Linked DNA regions of Mus musculus: region 2 is linked to region 1. Evidence: chromatin loops called from intact Hi-C (ENCODE). Cell type or tissue: left cerebral cortex. All regions are shown on one strand. Each heading gives the region's core, and the rest is flanking DNA. Links, peaks and the distances in the headings are about the cores only.

Evidence for each region. Hi-C counts contacts between places; a loop is a spot of excess contacts. Peaks named below come from ENCODE experiments on the same cell type or tissue, not always from the same donor. Only the 100,000 strongest peaks of a DNase experiment are listed, where the experiment ranks them.
Region 2: a loop joins it to region 1, with 2.1 times the contacts of the local background. A loop is called at or near these places in 2 of 42 quality-filtered maps.

What each region holds. Positions count from the first base shown.
Region 1 is chr11:60,246,735-60,255,983 of GRCm38, forward strand. Tom1l2 (target of myb1-like 2 (chicken)) reads right to left here. Exons shown (of 15, transcript NM_153080.3): 8 at 2,197-2,330. Gm38501 (a long non-coding RNA gene) reads right to left here. Exons shown (of 2, transcript XR_388700.2): 1 at 9,197-9,249; 2 at 7,927-8,082. Among named protein-coding and RNA genes, the nearest start is that of Gm38501, 7.5 kb to the right of the region's middle. In left cerebral cortex, for the core only: CTCF peaks have their summits at 3,565, 4,693 (motif pointing right), 7,353 and 7,552; DNase peaks (open chromatin) are centred at 1,632, 2,107, 2,366, 4,708 and 1 more place; H3K27ac peaks cover 1,034 bases.
Region 2 is chr11:60,391,946-60,401,194 of GRCm38, forward strand. Drc3 (dynein regulatory complex subunit 3) reads left to right here. Exons shown (of 14, transcript NM_029044.2): 13 at 1,752-1,883; 14 at 2,180-2,388. The coding sequence ends at 2,293. It overlaps Atpaf2 (ATP synthase mitochondrial F1 complex assembly factor 2), which reads right to left. Exons shown (of 8, transcript NM_145427.3): 8 at 8,679-9,249. Among named protein-coding and RNA genes, the nearest start is that of Atpaf2, 20 kb to the right of the region's middle. In left cerebral cortex, for the core only: no CTCF peak of the experiment used is centred there; DNase peaks (open chromatin) are centred at 4,868 and 5,432; H3K27ac peaks cover 1,497 bases.

The DNA of each region.
Region 1 (9,249 bases), core at 534-8,533:
AAAAAAAAAACGGAAAAGAAGACAGGCTTGACTCAAGGTGGGCAGACCTAAGTGAACCATGGCAGCTCCGAGACTGCACCCTTCATTTATTTGTTTGTTTATTTATTTGTTTGTTTGTTTTTATAGGTCAGGGATAGTGACACATGCCTTTAATCCTAGCACTTAGGAGGTACAGGCAGGAGATCTTTATGAGTTCAAGGCCCGCCTGTTCTACAAAGTTTGTGCCAGGACAGCCAGGACTACATAGAGAGATCCTGTTTTAAAAACAAACAAACAAATAAACAAACACAACAACAACATCAACAAAACCTCCCACAAGATTTGCAGGAGCCAGAGGAGTGAAGGACACCAGAACAAGTCCCACAGGTCCTCTATGTGAGTCTGTGCTAGGTCCTCTGCATGGGTCTGTGCTAGGTCCTCTGCGTGGGTCTGTGCTAGGTCCTCTGCGTGGGTCTGTGCTAGGTCCTCTGCGTGGGTCTGTGCTAGGTCCTCTGCGTGGGTCTGTGCTAGGTCCTCTGCATGGGTCTGTGCTAGGTCCTCTGCGTGGGTCTGTGCTAGGTCCTCTGCATGTGTCTGTGCTAGGTCCTCTGCGTGGGTCTGTGCTAGGTCCTCTGCATGGGCCTGTGCTAGGTCCTCTATGTGAATCTGTGCTAGGTTCTCTGCATGGGTCTGTGCTAGGTCCTCTGCGTGTGTCTGTGCTAGGTCCTCTGCATGTGTCTGTGCTAGGTCCTCTGCGTGGGTCTGTGCTAGGTCCTCTGTGTGGGTCTGTGCTAGGTCCTCTGTGTGGGTCTGTGCTAGGTCCTCTGTCTGTATGTTATGGTGTTAACTTGGTGTTTTAGCTGGACTCCTAACAGTAGGAGTAGGGGGTGGTGTCTCTGACTCTTTGGCCTGCTCTTGGGACACCTCTCCTCCTCCTCACCTTGGTATGAGGGTTTGTGTCGAGTCTTATCCCACCTTATATGCTGAACTCAGTTGATATCCCTGGGAGACCTGCTCTTTTCTGAAGGGACAGAGGAGGAAGGAATGGATCTGAGGGAGAGGGGGTGGGGACTGGGCGGAGTCAAAGGAGGTATTGAAAAAAATAAATAAAACAAAAACAAAACAAAAAGAGAACTAGAAAGACTACATGGGCATGGTGGTGGGTAACTGTAATCTGAGCATTTGGGGAGAGACTGGGGCAGGAAGGTCAAGAGTTCAAGGCCAGTCTGAGACACGTGTGTGTGTGTGTGTGTGTGTGTGTGTGTGTGTGTGTGTGTTGCAGAGGTGCTTCTGACATCTTTGTAATGCAGCCCAATGGGCTTATGGGCAGCAGTCACACATCACACATTATTTCCTGCTGTACATCTCCAGTGAAGGGTTACATGGAACTACTGGGTTAGAGAGCCTCCAAAGCAAACAGTGCCTGTGTTCTGTTCTTACTTATGTCATAGCACTGTCCTCTGACAAACTTATACAGAAACCTGCCAGTCAGCAGAGTGAGTGGCTACAGCCTCCAAGGGGCTCACACTGCTGTCAGGCTCCTTTAATGGAGAAGGCTGGCCTAGAGTCAAAGCAAGCCACAACCCTGGGCCAATTGGGAAGTGCCTAAATCGGTACAGATGGGAGCAGTTTTCCACACTACCCACGTAAAGCTAGGTCCAGAAGAAACCAAAAAAAAAAAACCAACTTTGTCCTGTGGGAGGCTTCGGGAAGAAAAAAGAGGGTTCAAGTTTATCACTTTAAGTGGTTTGGCTGCAGGAAGAAGTGAAGAAAAGTGTGTTTCCCCAGAGAAACAGTGCTCACATCCAGCCTACTTCACTCAATACCCCAGAAGTACTGACATTTACAAAGGGAATGATCTTTTTTCAAGACTAGAAATAGAGGAAATCCTGTTCTTTAGTAAAGGTTCCCCTCCCCCAGTCCTTTTCAAATTCAAAGGATCATCAAAGGAGCAGGTGCAAACCCTGTCTCAGCCCTCCCTGGGACTCACAGGGAGCAGAGGTGGAGGCTGCAGTCAGCTGCCTGCTCTTCTGTTCTCTGGAGAACAAGAAGCACTTTTTCTGTCATCCAAGAGCAAATGAGCATCTCTGATGACTACTCCCCACCTCTAACACCTCCCAGGCTCCCAGGCTCCTCTCCCTGCTTTGTTTATGAATGAACTTCCTCTGATACACCAATCATCTTCTCAAGGAGAAGACCCCGAGGACTTTGCCCCACCTCTCATAGCGGAGGAAGACATTGTTGAGGTCATCGTTGACGTGCAGCAGCTCCTCGGTGACCTCCTCATTGGACACTCGGGAGATGAGCTCCACTATGCGGTGCTGCATGGCTCGGCAGGTCCTGTTCAATTCCTAGGGAACATATGCACTTCTGGCAGGGCCTGCTGGGAATGCTTTTCTCACATTCCACTGCCTTTGAAAGGATTTGCACTGTTTCTTGAAAGTCACAGAAGGAGTACATGCTTGTTCATAAAATCAGGCGTGTGCAGAATGTGAAGTTAACAGCTTCCTCCTCTCCTGCCTCAGAGGAAGCAAGTAGTTCTGTAGGCTTGCGAGCATGTGCAACCACACACACACACACACACACACACACACACACAATGACGGACACACACATGCACGCATTCACACAGATACCCAGACACACACACAGAGATGCACACTCACACGTGCACACACACACATACACACACACACCTCTGAGCATACACAAGTATGTTAGTACAAGTCATTTTTAAAAAGAATATTTAATGCAAATAAATTTGGAAATCAATATGGGATACCTATAAAGATACAATTTAGTAAGGCTATTTAAGCAGATATATTCCTATAATTCCACTAAAAACAAAACAATTAATTAAACCATCACATACAGAAAAAAGCTTTGGATGGCTGAAATAATACCATAACAACCATTTTGCTTTGTCTTTGTCAGTTAAGCTTTCGCCTGTGTTTGATTTGAGTTATAAAGTTAAACCATCACTCTCTAGTGTTAAGGTTGCACCACACAGCTGGGCAGTGGTGGCACACACTTTTAATCCCAGCACTTGGGAGGCAGAGGCAGGTGGATTTCTGAGTTCGAGGCCAGTCTGGTCTACAGAGTGAGTTCCAGAACAGCCAGGGCTACACAGAGAAACCCTGTCTAAAAAACAAAAAACAAAAAAACAAAAAAAACCCACCAAAAACCAAAAAAACAAAGAAACAAAAAAAACCCTGCAACCAATCCCCCTGAACGACTACCAACAACCAACCAACATCTCAGGGCTCTATCATTATAGAGCCTCTGAAAAGTTCCCAGAATTCCAAACATCACACAGTCACAGAATCATCTGCAGCTGTCAAAACCACCCCTCTGCTGGAGCACAAGACAAATCATAGTCAGCTGCTGTGGTCAGTGTGGAGCAGCCTCATATCCCACACCTGGGATTAAAACAAAAATACTCTCTTATAATGTTTCTGTGTTTTTTTTTTAAGTTTTATTTATTCATTATATGTAAATACACTATTGCTTTCTTTAGACACTCCAGAAGAGGGCATCAGATATCACCACGGATGGTTGTGAGCCACCATGTGGTTGCTGGGAACTGAACTCAGGGCCTTTGGAAGAGCAGTCAGTGCTCTTAACCTCTGAGCCATCTCTCCATCACCTCTGTGTTTTTAAAGAAAACAAAATTCCAGAACTGTCACTGCACAGGGGTTGGATGACTTCAACAGCTAACTACAAATCCTTTTAAAAGCGTTCTCTTTATGTGTGTGTGCCTGAGAGGATGCTTGTGCACCACCTGCACGCAGGTGCTGGTGGAAGCTGGAAGACTGTGTCAGGTCCCCGGGAATTAGAGTCACAGGCAGCTGTGGACTGCACAATGTGGGTGCTGGCAATCAAACCCGAGTCCTCTGCAAGAGTAGTCAGTGCTCCCAACTGCTGAGCTATCTCTTAGGCCCAGTACAAATTATTTTTAAGATAGAAAAGCATGATGCTTTGTGCTTGCTTCTCTTCAACAAAATCTCCTAGGCTCCTTTGCCTACGACTTTGTACAGCCTGCCTCACTTCTTCACATGCATCTCACACTGTACAGAGCTTGCTACCTGCTACTGATGGGTACGTGGCTTGTGGTAATCTTTTTCTTTGGCCAACCCAAACAATGTAATTCATACTTATGCCAATTCTTACATAGTTGGGCAAGTACTTGCATAGCATGAGCTCCTTAGAAATAGAATCTCTCTAGTGAAAGTATTACATTTAGAACACAGATTGGTGGTCAGAATAAAAGGCCCTCCACGAATGGGGCAGTTTGCTTGCATTGCCAGCAATGGCAGGACTGGATCTTATGACAGCGTCATGTAATTTACAGTGGCACATCTGTTAAGTTGCTAGGATCTCAGAAGCACCACAGTTCTCACAGAGTTCTCTGTTGGCCAAAGCTGCACCTGCAACCCTCAGCCACCACAGGAGCTCTCTCAACTCTTCAGAGCAGCATCCCCTTAAGACAGACCCTGTACCTCACACGCTGGTTTATAGGAGCCCTCTTGCCCCAGAGCAAGCTCCTAGCTAGGATCTTGTTTGCAGAGAGCCTTAAGCACTCGCTAGGGACCTGCCCTGTTGTATGTCAAACTAAGGATACTACAGAGGAAACATGGCAGGCTGGTCAGGCTGGCCCCTCAGCCTTCCTGTAGGCCATCAGGGTCGAGGCAGAAGTGAAATACTGTTCCTGGACACTGGGGGGAGCTAATAATCCAGTTAGATATGGGAACAGACACTAAAGCTGGCCAAACTTCTCATAGCTCCACCTCAGCACCGCCTCAGTCTGCAGATAGGTCTTATAGACTACCAGATCTAGTCACAGCAAGCACAGGCAATCTTTGCCTCTTTTTGTCTCATCATCCTACTGTCCTGGCTAGGAGACCTCTCTTCCCATCTTCTCACCACCAAGGACAACATGTAGCAGCATTTTCCAATGCTCCCTAGAGAATGAGTACACAAGGCAGGTGGCCCTCTACCCACTCAGTGCTTCAGCTCTCAATGCTATGACATGTGTGTCCTAGGCCTGACTGCTCTCTCTTCCCATAGTGCTCAGCCTCAGAGTTCCATAACGCCTACTAAGGATCAAGGTCTGGCCTAAATGGATCACCCTGGAAGCACTCAAACACAGGCCAGGAGAGACTTGCACTTAGGTAGCTGAGAGTCTGGTATTTACCTGAACAAAAGATCCTTTGAGCCTCCTTCCGCCCTGGATCTGACCCTTGCAGGGCCTGTCATCCTGTCTGCCCTGCCAGAACAGCACCACACAAGGAACGCCAGTGTCTGGGCCTGCTTCTCTGAACAGAACAGACCCCTCCTCTTGGCTCTCCAAAAATTCCTACCCTAGATTTGGAGAAGGAAGTATGGTCCCTGGAAGAGGCTCTCCAACAAAGGCAAAGTCCACCACAAAGGCCCAGGGCAGGAAAGCAGGACCCTTTCTAATACTTATGGCTAGGCAGCAATCCTTGGGGGCTTGGTTGGAGAAAGAGAAGGAAAAAGTCAGTCAGTTCTCATTCCAACTACAGGCCAATGGCAAGGTGGAAGACCTGCAAGTCAGAGGGCACATGGCATGTTGCTGCAAACAGTTCTAGAGCATCACCTTCTAGAGCCCACCGGTCATCTCCAAACATGTCTTAGACATGGATGAGAGGTGGCCTCACGAACTTACCACACTGCTCAGGGATGGCAAGGGGCTGGCCCTCTGCCAACAATGTCCTTTCCTTTCATTAAACTCCTAACGTATCCTTCCAGACCCCAGGATGTGTCCCTACCCCAGTATGTTATCATATAAATTTTCAAAAATATAGCAAAGTGCTAGGCATGGCACATACCTTTCCAGCACTCGGGAGGGAGGCAGGCAGATCTCTCCGAGTTTGAGGCCAGGCAGCAAGCTCTATATAGCAAGTTCCAGGACAGCTAGAGATATATAGAGACCTTATCTCAAAACAAACAAACAAACAAACAAACAAACACACCATGCAGGTGCTGGAGAGGTGAATCAGCAGTTAAGAGCACTAGCTGTTCTTGTAGAGCCCAGCTTTAATTCTCAAGATCCTTAGTTATTCATATGGTACACATAAATACACACAAAGCACTCATACACCTAAAATAGATATATTTTAAAAATACATATATACAAATGTATGTGGATATATATATAACAAAAGTACAACCACTTAAATTTTACAGTGTCAGCTTTGCCATGTAACTCCCACATATTCACCTCCCTGCCCACTCAGAATGTTTTCTAGAGATCCTGGCAGACCCTCCCTTCACAGAGCTCACACAGCATTCCAGACCTGGACTGCATCTGCTGCCTCTCACTGTCAGTACAGCTCTTATAGCAGAGCCTTCAAGTAACGACTAGCTTGCTCTGCTCCAAAGAGTAGCTGTTAGATTCAGATCCTAGATTCACAGAAGAGCCATGCGGCACACTGCAGAGTGTCTTAGACACTGCAGTGTTAGGCATTGTGGTATATGCTTATGATCTCAGGAGGCTGAGGCAGGTGGGTTGCAAGTGAGAGGCCATACAAGACAGCATAATGCAATGCTGTCTCTCGGCAAAATCAAAACCAAGCAACTAACCAAAACTCATGGCTGCAGCTCTTAAAGCATCAGGGTCCCACCTACAAAGGAAGAGAGCAAGGCTGTGATGGCTTCCACCACAGAGCCCCACCCAGAAAGGATGCTGAGGACTAAGCAGCAGCAGCAGCAGCGCACGCAGGAATGGCTAGAGATATTCTCCATACTCATAGGTCTGATCCCAGACCTCTGCAGAGTTGGAGGAAGACTTCCATTACTTTCAAGCCCATTAGGAAAATGCTAGAGGCCTGCTGAAGGAAAGAACAGACAAGTGCGCTCAGACACTAACACAAGAAGCACCTGCTTTGACCGCATTTGCTGCCTCTCTCACCACTCCTCCTGCCAGGGTTATAGGAAGGGAAACCTCTCTCCAGAGTCTCACAGGCCACACTGTGGAAGACTCCTCCAGGGCTGTCACAAGCACTCTGCCCAGGGACAGGCTCACACATTCCAGCCTTCTGACTCATGGTCTCTGCACATTTCCTGACTTCAACTTTTAAACCAGTGTCTCAAAAAAGGGTAAAAAAGAGATGAAATCCCATATATGTAAAATGAAATCATTACAAAGGATATATTAGCAATCTAAAATTCATGTGTCATGATTCAGTGGTGCATTCTAATTCTAAAGAACAACATGCATTTACTTATGGCTCCCAATTGCCTGTAACTCCAGGTCCAGGGGACATGACACCCTCTCCTGACCTCTGCTGGTACCAGGCACACAAGAGAAACAGACATACAGACAAAACATTTATATGCATAACGTAAAATAATACATCTTTAGAGATGGCTCAGTGGTTAAAATGTGCACTGCTGTTGCAGGGAACCCGAGTTCAGTTCTTAGCACACAAAGGGTGGCTCAAAACCACATAACTCCCAACTCCAGGAGATATGGTGTCCCCTTCTGGTCTTCGTCTGTACTTACATGCACATACCCTCACACAGGCACATCATTAAAAGTTTAAAAAAATCATGTTTAAAAAGAAAAGGAAAAAGAGATGGAGCATAACCTTGGGATTTGTGCCACTCTGTGCCAGCCGACCACCCTCATGGCCTCCCTGGTGTCATCTACCGCCATCACAGAAGGCTGTTGGAGATACCTCAGTCCCCCTCTATTCTTAACCATGAGGAGCAGTGACTGATTCTCTCCTGGGCCAGAGGCCAGCAACTTGTGCAGGTCTTTCTTTCCACCATGCAGACTCTGGGCCAGGAATTCCTTCAGTGCCAAGGCCTTCCGCTCTGGCATCCTCCTATCTCTGGTTCTCAGCAGCCAGTCACTTCTGCAAATGCCTGCCGTCAGTCAGAACACTGGATCAAATACCCTCTTTGCTGCCTCGTTAACCCTGATGCAGTTATCTTCCCTTCAAGAGACAGTTTCATCCCTACCTCACAACATAATCTTTTTATCCTCTAAACCCTTTTCAAGGCAAAGGAACAGAGAATTCAGTCCTGAAGACTCGTCCTGTTGCAGCAGCAAAGGGGACGGGGAGGAGGGAAGGTCCACTGAAAGAGAGAAGGGAGAGCATGAGGTGTGGGATACGCTAGATTTTTTCTGGGAAGAATATCTTGGCCACTCTCTTTGTTGAAATGAGATGCACAAAGTGAGCAGGGATGGCCACAAGGTACTCAAAAAACAGCACAGAGAGGGCTCTTTCCATCTGATAGAGACCTATACAATATCCATCACTGCAAAGGCTCAATTAGATCCCAGTAAAACATAGTCTGTTTTGGCCGAGGGCATGTACTTTAGGAAGGAAAACGACAGCTTTGCACTCCAGGGCTCAACCACGTGTATGTATATGTGAGATGCAGGTGGCACGCCATGCCAGGGGTGACATACACTTTAATACTAAGACTCGGGAGGTAGAGTCAGGCATGTCTCTGAATTTGAGGTCAGCATACTCAACATAGAGAGTTCCAGGGCAGCCATAGTTGTGGTAAGACTGTCTCAAAATAAAAAAACACAAAACAAAAGGTACTGGATGGCAGCGGGTTTGACAATACCTGCCTCCTGTGGTGGGCTGCCTGTTACTATACAAGAGGCATGTCACCAGCATGGACACCGGCCAGTAGGTAGGGCTTACAGCAGTCCTTGGATACCCAAGGCTCTACCCACGTGGGTAAGGCATTTTCTTTGTGCTTTTGTCTAGCACAGACCATATTAAAGCTACAGGGAACAGACTTGGGTTCAGTGTCCAGAGGGGCTTTTTAACAATAGTTAAGAAGCTATGATTCACAGAGGACATGCCCTGTGACAGCCAAGTTCACAGTAAAAGCAATCACTCCAGGCACCAAGGAAGGAGATCCAGGCACAGGAAGGGCCGTGCCTTACCCGCAGCCTTCCAGATGTGCATCTGGCCATTTGTACGTTGTCTGCCCTGCTGTGCTCAGAGGCTAACCTAGTTGGCTTCTGGAAACAAATAGTGCTTTTATGACAGCCAGAACAGCCTGTCACTGGGCTGTGAAAAAATAACTGATCCAAGACTCTGGAGAGGGACTCTGGGCACAGGTGTTGAGTTGGAATAGCTGTCTGGAAGATATTGCTCAACTCAGAAAGTAGAGGATCTGACTGACATCTACCCTGGGAGGTGCTGAGAGTCCTCTTCCAACATCTTACCTCCTTGGGGCCTCCAGCAAAGCTGACAGCACTACGTGTTATTGGTCTTGGCC
Region 2 (9,249 bases), core at 920-8,919, 150 kb after region 1:
ACAATGTGTCCAAACTGAAGAGTGAATCTGCTTTTTTAAATGACCTGACCTTGACTGTGGCCATTTAGTAACAGTGTTGTATTCATTAGCCTAAGTGGATGTGTTCTCATGCTGGCAACTGGCATCCTTCCTTGAACAAAGAAAGGTTTCAGTGAAACACTCTAGCTGAGACTTAAGGTCAGACCCTTTTAAAGTGCTAGTCTTAATGAGAAAGTTTGTTCTTTCCTGAGCTATTTGAAGCTTAAATATTGCATAGCTTCATGCCTGTGCACCATATTATGAACTAGTGTTCAGTTATGCAGACTCTTAATTTGTGTATAATGTTATTTACTATATAACATGTAATAAGGAGGCAGAGTTTATGGGAAAACTCATATTATCTTTGTGTCTTGTTTAAATATACTTTAAAGATAAAGGTTCAAAAATAAAAGACACCTGTTACTAGGCCTCGGGACACTTTCTCCTGAGCACCCAGTAGGTCAGGTTTTCATCTTCTGATCCTTCCCAGAGCCTGAGCCTGCTGCCTAGAGTTGGAAGGACCTGAATGGCTTCCTGTCATTTCTATGGTGACTGTGCTAATCCATTGCCCACATAGCCTGGCTTTTCTCACATGACATTCTGTGGCAAACTAACATACAGAGTCTGTGGCCAGTAAGTTGAAGAGAGAGAAGGCAAGAGAGAGAAAATCTGTTGCCCACAGAACTTTGTACAGCATTCAGGACACCCTGTTGCCCCACGAATCATACTTTGGGAGCCTGGATGTATTTGATCAAAAAAATCTTTCCTTGTGTAGGAACACTAACATTTCAGAATCAGACAGAACATATTTTTAGAGGGTATTAGGCTAACTGATGCTATGAAAAATGAAGCAAAACAAAGAAAGTACTGTTGTGTATCTCTCTCTGACCCAAAAATCCAAACAGATTTTAGTGCATTGGGATTTCAGATTTTTCTGTTTTGTGTTTGTGTTATAAAAAGACAATGCAGATATTCAAAAGTCAAACCCTGCAAAACCTGAACCCCTGTGCACCTCAGAGAAGTGGTGCTCCCCATGTACGCTCTACCTGCAGTTTCTCAACAGAGGACACGCAAGTCCTTTGTCATTTTTTGTTTCCAAGTAACTTGGGCTCAGAATGGAGCACTGCTTCCTCAGACCCTCAAGCAAGCTTCCCTTGCCCCTGACAATGACTGGGCTGCATTTCCCCCATTCCAGCCAGAGTCTGCATCTAGAGCCTGCCAGGCTCACTATAAGGTGAAGAGTTGTACTAGCTCTCTATAAGGACCAAACAGTGCCAGGAACAAGCCGAGGGAAACCAGACCCCAGTGGAACCAAAGCTTGATTCTGTTTATGGGAGAAGTAGCAGAGACATATAGGAGATGGACACCTATCAGCTTACAGGGCCCAGGGTTAGAGCAGCCGGATGGAGACCCTCAGCCAGACGGGACTGGGCAGAGGTTTAGGACTACCTAGAAAGAGGCTTGTGACAACTGATATCCCTAGTAAGGCTGCCTTGGCTAGCCACCTGCCATCTCCCTGGAGAAAAACACGCTTTTAATGGGGACTGCAGCACGGCACCTGCCACAGCTCAGGTTGGGGAGCAGGCTGTCATCTAATGAGCTGGCACAAAGTGACTGATAGAGTATGGGCTCTCTGCTAAGTGTGTCCCACAGTCTGGGAACTCCCAGGGGCTTCTTTGTGCTAGGGACATAATAACACACACGATCTCATTTGGACCGTCTCACTTTTCCAGCTTTTTGTTGACAAAGACACAATTGTTAATGCCGTTGGGGCATCACATGACATCCACCTCCTGAAGATTGACAACCGAGAAGATGAGCTGGTGACTGGAATCAACTCTTGGTGTGCACATCTAGTAGACAAGGTGAGTGACGAATGCCAAGCCACCTGGCTGGTCGGCTTGAGTTTTCTCCAGTGCTATTTTTCATGAGAAACGAAGTAGAGAAAAGAAACAGAGGTAAGGGTTGTAGAATTCTGCAATGCAGGTGGTATGGTCCAGTCATTCCTCATTGTATCTGTAACCCCTGCCTCAGAGAGAGACCAGCAGTGCATGTCAGGGGTGGGGCTGTGAGGTAAACATATTCCCTCTGTCTCTTGGGCCTCAGTAAATGATGTCAGCTATCATAGGCACTGCGCTCTGGTTTTCCTTTCGTTCCCCAGATTCACAAAGATGAGATCATGAGGAACCGTAAGCGAGTGAAGGAGATCAATCAATTCGTCGACCACATGCAGAGTGAACTGGACAACCTGGAATGTGGAGACATTATAGATTAGGTGTCAGCCATTGCCCCTGAGAGTTATGGGATTTTTTTCGTTCACCCCTCTCTCAACACTGTTGGTAATAATTCTCAATATAGAGAAAATTATATAGAGAAAAGGTCTGGTGTCAGTATTCTCTTAGAGGGAGATCACGTATGAGCAGGTCCTAAACCATCCACATGCACACGTCTGGGTGGCTGGCAGTCGGCTAGAGGCGTGGTTATGGCAGAACACTAACCTCGTGCTAGTGCTCTTCTGCTGGCTGTGGCCGTCATGAGCTGCAGGCATTATCTTTCCCAACTCTGGATGCTGAGGACCAGGGAAGCAAGAAGCTGAAGCTCCCATGCGCCCATGTGGAAGATGAGTGGAAACACACATGTGCATGTCTTCCCATCACGGTAACAGACTCCATTCGCAATCACCTTATAGAGTTTATTCTTGATCTTAGTTGCATAGGGTCCAGTCCATGATCAGTTGGTACCATCATGGCAGGCGCACACAGAGCAAAATGATCCACTTCACAGCCAAGAAGTGAGATGAAGAGGAAGGATTGGGGTGTGTGTGTGTGTGTGTCTCAGAATCTCCTTTGATAGCACATCCACAATGACCCAAAGATCTTCCATGAGGCTCTGCCACCCAATAGCAAGACCCAGGGGCATTGGCCTTTGACACACAGGCTTTTAGGGATACTGGGTGACTTCTCCTGGGGAGTCTATTTCTACCTTCCTCGGGTAGGACAACAGACCAGAGAAATACTTCCATCCAAGTCTAGCATGATGGCCAATGGGCTTAATTAGGACTACTTACAGAATGTGAGCAATCTGCTGGCAGAATCTTGCCTTCCCTCTAGCAACTGGTAACTACTTATGTACACCCCTGGGGAGGACAGCAGCCTTAATGGCTCTTGTCTCTTCCCATGAGGGAATTGTTGTTGGGCCAGACGTGTGAGGGACTCTTGCAGATGATCATAGCTGCTGATTCCCAGATGGCAATGGCTATGCCATGCCTAGAGGACAAGAGTTCCACATTCTCTGCTCTGTCGTCTGCCTCTTCTACAGTGCTCCCTGCACTTTGGTGAGGCTGACTGCTAGAGATGCATAGTTATTTTCATCCATTTAGGACTGAGCACTGGCTGCTACGCCTCAATATTTACTTGTTCTCAGTAGTTTAGGCAGGTGTGTCTCTACAGTAGCCACCACTTTAATACAAAAAGAAGCATTGCTGACTAACGCCAATCACAGCAAAAACCTCTGGGCATAAGCACAAATATTAGAAACCAATTTGAAAACCAGACTGGGGCACTGTAGTGATCTGAATATGTTTGGCTCAAGGAGTGGTACCACTTGGTGGTATGGCCTTGGAGTAGGTGTGTAACTGTGGGCATGGGCTTTCAGACCTTCTTCCTAGCTGCCTGGAAGCCAGTCTTCTTCTGTTTGTCTTCGGAATAAGGTGTAGAACTCTTGACTCTTCCTGCATAATGCTTGCCTGAACGCTGCCATGCTCCTTCCTTGATGACAGTGGACTGAACCTCTGAACCTGTAAGCCAGCCCCAGCTAAATGTTGTCTTTATAAGACTGGTCTTGGTCATGGTGTCTGCTCACAACGGTAAAACCCTAAGGCAGGCACATACCTGTAATCCCAGGAAGATCAGAAGTTCAAGGTCATATCATTAATCTTCAGTCATATAGTGAATTTAAGACAAGCCTGGGTTAGAAATACCGTCTAAATAAATAAATAAAAATAAAAAAGGACTGGAGACACAGGTAGGGTAGAGAGAAAGAGCAAGAATGAAAGACCCAGAGGGAGTGTACATATTTTGTTAGTCAAATAATATACATTTAACAAGAAAACAATAGCTTCTCCACTAAAACCTATGCCCTCCTTTAACACAGATTTTGTCCTGGCATGGGTCCCTGTACTGGCTAGTTTTGTGTCAACTTGACACAGCTGGAGTTCACAGAGAAAGGAGCTTCAGTTGAGGAAATGCCTCCATGAGATCCAACTGTAAGGCATTTTCTCAATTAGTGATCAAGGGGGAAAGGCCCCTTGTGGGTGGGATCATCTCTGGGCTGGTAGTCTTGGTTCTATAAGAGAGCAGGGTGAGCAAGCCAGGTGAAGCAAGCCAGTAAAGAACATCCCTCCATGGCCTCTGCATCAGCTCCTGCTTTCTGACCTGCTTGAGTTCCAGTCCTGACTTCCTTGGTGATGAACAGCAATGTGGAAGTGTAAGCCGAATAAACCCTTTCCTCCCCAACTTGCGTCTTGGTCATGATGTTTGTGCAGGAATAGAAACCCTGACTAAGACAGTCCCCACTGTGGAGTGGGTCTTCAATCCAAATGGAACGTAGTTTTTTGTACCCGTGTATCCTGCCACTATTGCACCTGTGGGGATCTTGCATGGATGTCATGCTGACAGCCTAAGACATGAGGCCCACAGCTGAGCAGGACCCTTGATGAGAATTCTCCCCTTGCAGCCTGCTCAGTGCTCCAGCCAGCATGAGCCAGTCGGGAAGGAGCTTCCAGTTCTGGCATGCCGCCAACAGCAGTGGGAACTGTGTATACTGTGTGTGTGCCTAAGAAACCTCCCCCACAAACAACTCGGGGAGGTAGCCCACCCCGGCCCTGGAATTCTTATTCAACAACCTTATGTCTTCTGGCTGTGCCTTCTCTTACTCACAAAGGTGCCTTCTGAGTTGACACTCTTGTATTTGGGGGTTTTGTTTGTTTGAGACAGGGTCTCACTATGTATTAGCCCTGGCTGACCTGGAACTAACTCTGTAGACCAGGCTGGCTTCAAACTCAGAGATGTTGCCTCTGCCTCCCAAGTGCTGGGATTAAAGGGCGTGCAGCATCATGTCTGGTGTTGCTCCTGTTTTGTTTTTTTCTATATAGACACAGGCTGTTGTAGGAAGTTCTCAGCCACTACACTTGGTGGCACTTGTGCCTTACCTAAGTACAAAATTCTCCACACTGTTCACAGATGTCCCCTGACCCCTGCATGGGCTGATTTCCCATGTGTGTGCCTCTTAAGTACATTTGCATGTCCTTCAGATACATTTCTAAATCTGTAAACATCTCAGAAATTAACATTATGTGGTAGATCCTTTTTATAGAGTGGGCAGGTTCTCTGAAGGCCCACCACCATCTGTTCCGAACCAGTGCCAACTGGACGAGGGAGTCAGCAGCTAAGGATACTAAAAACTTAGCTGGTCCAAAACAGCATGAAAGGGTCCCACAGTGGTGCTGTGGGAGGCACTGTGGTATTTAGCTCTCTGCCATCCATAAGCCTTCATGTCTCCTCATCCTGGGCCCAACACACCTCTCTCCAAAACAGTGAACTCAAAGGACCAAGGGGAGCAGGGCCATGCTCATCTGTTATACCAGCCTCTCCATCTGGCTTCCCAGGTCTATCACACTTTTAGCCAGCACCCTGGTGGCGTCTACCTCTCCTTAGCCATACCTGGCTACTCAAGGGCAGGGCAAACATCTCCATACCCAATATATGTTCTTGTAAGAAAGAAATGTACGCAGCTTACTTTGGGGATAGGATAGGGGAGACAGGCTCAATCTTTGCCTGTGCTGCCCAGCTGTCTTCTGAGAGCTGTTGCTCAAGCTTTAATGTCTTCTAGAGCCTCATGAGCTCAGACTTGGCAGTTTTGACTTAAAGTTCCACCTCTACGGGAGTCTTGCTGTATCAGTCAGGGCTCTCTAGAGGAATGCTTGAGTAGGGGGATGAGCAGGTATTAGAGTGGTTTACAGGCTGTAGTCCAGCTTATCTCACAATGGCTCTCTACCATCAGAAGGTCCAAGAATCCAGTAGTTGTTCAGTCCACAAGGCTGGATGATCCAACTGGTCTTCAGTATATGCTGGAATCCTGAAGAAGTAGGCTGTAATGCCAGTGAAGGAATGAACTTGCTATGAGAGCAACCAGGCAGAGAACAAGACTCCTTCTGTCCCATCCTTTATATAGGCTACTCGCAGGAGGAGTGGCCCAGGTTAAAGGTGGACCTTCCTACCTCAAAAAGCTGAATTAGCTGGATTTTACCATTTCAAATGATTTAATTAAGAAAAAGAAAAATTCCCTCACCAGGATCTCAGCATTCAGATCCCTGAGTTAGAGGCCAGCCTGGTCAACAGAGTGAGTTCCAAGGCAGCCAGAGCTACACAGAGAAACACTGTCTTGAAAAACAAAACAAAAACCACAAACCAAAGCAAACCAGTTTTTCTTTTTGAAGAACTGACAAGAGGGCTCAGTAGTTAAAAGCACTTGCTACTTTAAAGGACCATGGTTCGATTCTCAACACTAATATGGCAGCTCGCAACCATTTCTAATTCCATTTCCAGGGAATCCAATGACCTCTTCTGGCCAGTACATGGTGCACATACATACATACAAAATAGACATACACATAAAACAACAAAATTAAAATTTCCCCCCAATTCAAGTAGCTCAGAGACAGGTATCGTGATGCACACCTGTAATCCTAACACTCAGGAAGTTGAGGCAGGACAACTCCAAGTTTACGGCCAGACTCAGCTACATCATTCCAGCTACATAGCTCTATATCTGGGCTATACAGTAAGACACTATCTAAAAGGAGAAGGAGGAGGAAGAGGAGGAAATAGGAGGAGGAAGATGAAGGAGGAAGAGGAGGAGCAGCAGCAGCCATAAAGCACAAAACTTAACCATTTTTGAGAAAAATTTAAATTCCTTGTTATGTTGTTAGTAATCACTGTTAATATTTACTTCCAGAAGTATCTTTTTCTGACTAGTATTGCTCCTGAAATGCTCTTGGTGTTCTGTTTTTGACATCTCTGCACTATTAACTATTTCCATTAAGTTTTACTTTTGCTATTGATGCCTTTCATCTTTCATTAGTTCATTATTTCAGTTTAAATCTAATTAAACATTTGGTACATGTATGTAAGTTCCAAAGTCCTTAATCTTGCATAGTGTCCCAGAGTCTGGTCCCGCGCTGCTGTCACTGTTGCTTTACTAATAATCACCCTTCTAGAAATACTGGAAAAGAAAAAACGTCAAGAGTATTCCCTGATTACAATAGTTTCCTGTGCTAGACCATTGGGGCCATCATGTTAAATCATGGTTTTCCTTCCTCTGTGTTGATTTGATCTGAAGGTACTGTCTATCACTTCTGCTTCATTCCCTTCTCTACCTGTCCTAAGGCTGACATACTTTCCCACTGTGACTTCTTCCTTATACAGGCACTAGTACTTTTTGGGGCAGTCAACTCAGGCTCAGTTGCGTGTCTCACAGTAAAACACACATAACTCTTATCACAGCCTGTTTAGGAATAATTCACATAGGTACCATGTTCAGCGATTGCAATGAGTCCATCAGTCATTTGGGGCTATCTCCTGTACTCTCAGACCCCATCCATGGAAGAGGCATGCCACTCTTTATTATGTACAAGACAATAGCCATCTGTAATCCCCTGTCCTCCACACATACAAGGAGCCTCTACCTTTGGCTGTCTCCGCTTTAGCTGTAGGTCTTATTACCCTTGGCAGGGGCCACACGACGACCACTATATACCAATATACTACTGTAAACCAATAGGGGATGTCTGCCACATAGGACTGATCTCCACCTCAGGTGGCTCAGTCTCAGCTGCAGATGCCCCTCTTAGGCTCATGTTTGGTTCTGTCATGTCTACATATACTTGGGGCACCAAGTAACGTGACTTTCCAAGGAGTCTACTACTCTCTCCAGATAATGACAAACCAAAAAAGCAATTCCACCCAGTCTATCCTGGAGAACCAATGAGAATCTTAAGCTTACTTGCAGTAGAGCTGGCCACTTACTCCAACAATCGTTAACTACTCATGTCTTGAGGAGGGGGCAACCAGACAAACCCTCTCATCATCCATGAGGGATATTAATGGCCCAATCCTATGTAGGTAATATAGCTGCTCTGATCTTAAGAAACCAGTGGGCATGGCATATCCAGAGGACATAATTCTACAATACGAGGAGACACCATTGCAATATCCCATGCAGGACATAGCACGTCAGTAGTAACCAGGCCAGGACAACTTTTGCATTTAACCCAGAAACAACATATTTAAAAAAAAAAAAAAAAAAGCTGGCTGTGGCGGCACATTTATTTATCTTATTTATTTTTAAAGATTTATTTTATGTATATGAGCACACCATTGCTTTCTTCAGACACACCAGAAGAGGGCATCAGATCCCATTATAGATGGTTGTGAGCCACCATCTGGTTGCTGGGAATTGAACTCAGGACCTCTGGAAGAGCAGTCAGTGCTCCTAACTGCTGAGCCATTTCTTCAGCCCGAAACAACATATTTTTAAGAGTAAAAAAAATTTTTTTTAAAGAATAGGAAGAACAAACAATAAGTAACTGCTTAGACCAAAGATTCACTTTTTTTTTAAAAGATTTATTTATTTATTATATGTAAGTACACTGTAGCTGTCTTCAGACACACCAGAAGAGGGCCCCAGATCTTGTTACAGATGGTTGTGAGCCACCATGTGGCTGCTGGGAATTGAACTCACGACCTTGAGAAGAGCAGTCAGTGCTCGTAACCGCTGAGCCATCTCTCCAGCCCTCCAAAGATTCACTTTTAAAAGATCATTTGATGAAAAGCCAGGGAGTATGGGGTGTGGGGTGTGGAAGGCCTTCAGGAAAAGGCTTGCATGTGGCGATGTGCTTTTCCTGCCCTCCCCATGAGGTTCCTAGCCATTAGTAGCAGATGTAATAATGGTGACAGAGCTCAGATAAAACAAAAAGAATGGAGAAATGCCAAGGCTCAAATAAAAATGAGGCTTGATATATTTCCAGAATGAAAAAATATTTAATAAAATCAGGGTCAAGAGAAAGTCCCTATACCACTTGTCTTCCTCCCTCACTTCTGGTCAGACCAAGGGCGCCTGCATCGGAAGCTATCTGACCTCAAGTCAGGCACACTGTGTCTTCAGGGCTTCTCA